Linked DNA regions of Homo sapiens: region 1 is linked to region 2. The links are chromatin loops, found by intact Hi-C in ENCODE. Cell type or tissue: endothelial cell of umbilical vein. All regions are shown on one strand.

Region 1 (2,500 bases), 960 kb before region 2:
GATATATATATAATATAAAATATATATAATATGTATTATGTGTGTGTGTGTGTGTGTGTGTGTGTGTGTGTGTGTGTATATATATATTTTTTTTTTTTTTTTTTGAGATGGAGTCTTGCTCTGTTGCCCAGGCTGGAGTGCAGTGGCGCGATCTCGGCTCACTGCAACCTCTGCCTCCTGGGTTCAAGCAGTTCTCTGCGTCAGCCTCATGAGTAGCTGGGATTACAGGTGCCTGCCACCACGCCCGGAAACTTTTGTATTTTTATTAGAGATGGGGTTTCACCATCTTGGCCAGGCTGGTCTTGAACTCCTGACCTCATGATCCACCTGCCTCAGCCTCCCAAAGTGCTGGGATTACAGGCATGAGCCACCGTGCCCAGCCACGCTGATATTTTTAAAGAGTTTAGGTGAGTTGTCTTGTTCCACACTCTGGTTTGTCTGATAATTTCTTCATGATTGGATTCAGGTTAAATATTTTTGACAAGAACACTATGAAGGTGATTTGTGTACCACACATTGCATTATACCCAGAAGCACTGAATGCTGCTTCATCCTAGTATTTGTGATGCTATATTTGATCACCTGGCTAAGGTGGTGTTACCAGATCTCTGCATTGTGAAGGACACTTTCTCTTTCAAAATGTATAAGTAACCTTGTGCGAATATCTTGTCCTCCAACAATCTTTCATAGCATCCATTGATGATACTTGTCAGAATCAGTTTTTACATGGTTGGTTGCATAGTGGTGATTTTCTGATTCTTTTATTCCTGCTATGTTTATTAGCTGGTATTCTTCTAGAGAGAGGAGTTTCTCTCCCTTCTCTTTTTGTGAATCACTACAGAATCACTCATGGATTTTTTTTAAATTATTCTGTTAGAATTCATTACCATCATTATTCTTTGTGATGCTCAAACTGTCCCAAATTTGACCAGTGGGAGCCCCTTGAAGTCAATTCTTGTGTCTTTATGACATGTTCCCATTAAGTACTTCCTTGCTTACAGGCATAACAAGATGTTCTAGGCTCACTTTTATTTGCGTGCCCCATACCTGGAATCATGCATTTTCCCAAGAAGCTCAAGTCCCTCTTAGTGGGGAATATCTGGAAAACTGGCTGAAAGGGTGTTCTTGTTGACTGTGGGATGTCATTGCTTGTAAGCCTTTTCTACGGACAGAGTTAGGAAATATATTAGAGAAAGATAGTGAGTTCCAATTAAAATACAACATTACTGAGTTCTTCGTCACACTATCTTGTTGCACACTTGTCAGTGTTTTCAGCAACATCAGTGTATTTTTTTTGCTCTGTCTACGACAAGGAAGAGTTACTTTTAGTTTTATGTTTCTAAGATAATAGAAATTAGTTTAAAAATTGATCACTTACTACATGTAAATTTTTAATGAGCGGAGGTGAATGTGTTCCTATGTATCTGAGCCACTGAGTAAGCAGGCAGGACAGGGTGCAGTTGGCAACTTATTAGTCTCGCTAGGATTTGTGTTTGAAGGATCCCGGTTATATTGTATTTCCCCTACTTCCTGCTCCAACAGTTACTCATTGTAATTTGACTCGTAGAAATGCATTTTTCACAGCGTCTGGGAAATCAGCTTTATGATCCCCACTTTAAGTACATTTGACACAACTATTTAAATATTTAAGACAATTTTACATTTGTAGTACCCGGAGGAATATATAATTGGGAAGATTTTCATTATAAGAGTTTTTATTTTACTTCAGGGCTTCTGACATTTCTTGCTGGGCTCTGCTGTCCTTGGAGACAAAGGGAGTTAGTTATTCATTAGCGTTTGTGGGTTATTCATTATTGTTGGTCAGACAAAAAAGACAGAATAATATCAACAAAGGACACCAAACTAATTGGGATTAAAAAACTCTTTTGTGTCACTTAAGGTTGGTGTCTCTTGTAAAGACCTGGTTTAAGAAAGATAATGTATTGTGAGAACCTGGGAAGTCAAAAACTTAATGTACTTTAAATAATACATCAAGTTTCATGTTTATTTTTTACTGTTTGTGTTTGGCTATTTCAATTGGTTTTAATCTAGAGCTTAGGTTAGAGCTTGCTTGGTCAGTTGGTTAGCTAGCTGTGTGTTTTTCTCCACTGCCACATCATAGATTTTAAAATACACTGATTTAAAATGTTACTTTCCTATACTTAGGAAAAGTATTTCCTTTACTTAGGTTTATCTCTGGGAAAACAACAGACAATGAAAAAAGTCTGCTAACACCAGTGTGTGTACCGTGTTGAATGCAGCCATGTTAGAACTGGGATAATAGTGGAGATTGGGGTCCCGCAATTTTGAAGAGATGCAGTTAATATATTACCTAAAGAAGGTTGGGGCAAAATCCGTGGTTATTTTTTTTTCACTTCTGCTTTTTAATCATTTATATTTTCTTGCACTTCCAATGTGGCTTCCTGCAGAATTAGAGCAAATGAAGTTAATATTCCATAAAAGTTTCCAAAAATAACCAAACAGCCAGAGACCAAAGACA
Region 2 (2,500 bases):
AATCAATAGCTTTTCTAGATAGTTAGAAAATATAATGGAAACAAAGATCTCATTTATAATAAAAACAAAAAATGCCTGGCAACAAACTAATAATAAGTGTGCAAGATCCAATTGCTGAATAAAAAACACCTAAAGTTCGCCAGGGATACAAAAGGAAACTTGAATAACTGGAAAGGCATACCATATTCTTGGATAAGAAATTTCAATATTAAACATTTAACCTCCCTAAGTTAACATAAAATGTTTCAACATAATCTCAATCATAATACCAATAGTTTTTTTGACAAGAAAGGCTGTTCATGTAAATAAACTTGCAAGAATTTATAGAAAATTTTGTAAAAAGAAAAATAATGAGGGATGGGGTGGAGGGAAACAACCTATCAGATATTAAAATGTATATAAAATTATAATAATTAAAACAATTATCTAAGCACATGAATAGACTAGTAAATGAAAGACTAGAGACCAAGTAGGCCAAATGCATGCAGGAATATTGTATATATTAAAGGAGGCATTGCCTGTGAGTTGAGAAGTCATGGATTATCAGTAAATGATATTTGGAACAACTGAATATTTATATATTTATAAAAGAAAATTAGATTGGTTCATATATTAGTCTTTATATCAAAATTAATTTCACTTGGATAGAAAAGTGTGTTTTATCATTAGAGTGGGAAGCATAATATAAAATCCAGAAGCTATAAGAAAAATATTGATAAACTCAGTTATGTAAAGGTGAAAACATCCTGCTGAGAAAACCACAATAAACAAAGGCAATGGTGAAACAACAAACTGGCATAAAGTTTTGAGGTATTATACTCAAAGGACTAATTTTTTAAATTTATAGACCACTCTTACAAATTCATCAGAAAAAATAACAAAAACAGAGCAAGTACAAGAACAGGCAGTCCAATGAAAAGGAAGTGAAAAATAAACTACAAAGAAATACCACCTTTCATCCCATACAAGCAATGCGGAAGAGGTTGGTAAGCCTTGCCAAGTGTGCAAGGAAATAGGTACTCTCAATCATGATTGATGGGAATCTAAATTGGCACAGAATTGGAGAGCAATGTGGAAATTTTTTATCAAAATTAAAAATACACATATCCTCTGACTCAGTCAGTGTGCTTCCGGGAATTTACCATACTGATAATACTGTTATGTATATGAAATGCTACATAAAAACTATATTTGTTGTAGACTTATTTGTAATAGAAAAAGATTGGGGTCGGGGGCGGTGGCTCACGTGTGTAATCCCAGCAGTTTGGGAGCCTGAGGCGGGTGGATCACCTGAGGTCAGGAGTTCGAGACCAGCCTGACCAACATGGTGAAAACCCCATCTCCACTAAAAATAGAAAAATTAGCTGGGTTTGGTGGCACATGCCTGTAATCTCAGCTACTTGGGAGGCTGAGGCAGGAGAATCGCTTTGAACCTAGGAGGTGGAGTTTGCAGTGGGCCAAGATCACGCCATTGTACTCCAGCCTAGGCAACAGAGACTCTGTCTCAAAAAAGAAAAAGACTGGAAACTGCCTTATCCATCAGCAGGGAAATATGCAAATAAACGTTAGTACTTTTATCTCTTAAGTGGAATTACATGTAGCCCCTAGATAATGAGGCTATATATATATATATATATATATATATATATATATATATATATGCTATGTAGCATGCATTATATGTATATATAGGCACATATGTGTGTGTATGTATGTATATATATGCACACACACATATGTACACATTTATATGAAAAAAGTCTCCATGTTGAGCGAAAAAGCAGAGTAGTGTGTGTGTGTGTAAATAGAAACACATATTACTATGTGCTTATATAAGATATCCTAAAGTTTTTTTTTTTGTTTTTTTTTATGGAGGGGGTGGGACAGTCTTGCTGTGTCACCTAGGCTGGAACGCGGTGGTTTGATCTCGGCTCACTGCAACCTCTGACTCCCAGGTTCAAGTGATTCTCCTGCCTCATCCTCCCAAGTAGCTGAGTACAGGCATGCGCCACCACACCCGGCTAGCTTTTGTAATTTTTGGTAGACATGGGGTTTCCCTGTTTTGGCCAGGCTGGTCTCAAACTCCTGGCCTCAAGTGATCCGCCTGCCTCAGCTTCCCAAAGTGCTGGGACTACAGGCGTGAGCCACCACGCCCAGCCAATCCTAAAGATGTCTTTAGGAAGGATACATGAAGAATAAAAGGTGGGAGGCATGTGAATATATTATCTATTAAAAAAAAGAAGTCACTTGTTATTTTTAAAAATTTTGGACAAGCTCTTAATGATTATACATTATATCTATTTGGTCATATTCCCCAAATGCATGTAGATAAAGCAAATCCTTTATGTGCCCAGTATTAATATTGTCTGTGAGGTGTCACAGTTCACATTAAACCCTGATCCTAGGTTTCAGATAAAGTCCTCATTTATTAGACTGTTGAAAGTTTAGACAGTGAAAACTGGCATTTAATTCATTTGAAATTTTTAGAGCCATTCTTACT

What was found. A loop is a pair of places that touch in the nucleus more often than their neighbours do. Peaks named below come from ENCODE experiments on the same cell type or tissue, not always from the same donor. Only the 100,000 strongest peaks of a DNase experiment are listed, where the experiment ranks them.
Region 1: it touches region 2 in a loop (4-fold over the local background); 1 of 110 quality-filtered maps calls a loop at or near these places.

Annotation. Positions count from the first base shown.
Region 1 is chr9:4,276,902-4,279,401 of GRCh38, reverse strand. The region is part of intron 2 of GLIS3 (GLIS family zinc finger 3); the gene reads left to right. Among named protein-coding and RNA genes, the nearest start is that of GLIS3-AS2, 21 kb to the left of the region's middle. In endothelial cell of umbilical vein, no CTCF peak of the experiment used is centred here; a DNase peak (open chromatin) is centred at 1,551; H3K27ac peaks cover 683 bases.
Region 2 is chr9:3,319,930-3,322,429 of GRCh38, reverse strand. All of the region lies in intron 4 of RFX3 (regulatory factor X3), which reads left to right. Among named protein-coding and RNA genes, the nearest start is that of LINC01231, 140 kb to the right of the region's middle. In endothelial cell of umbilical vein, no CTCF peak of the experiment used is centred here; a DNase peak (open chromatin) is centred at 1,069; H3K27ac peaks cover 953 bases.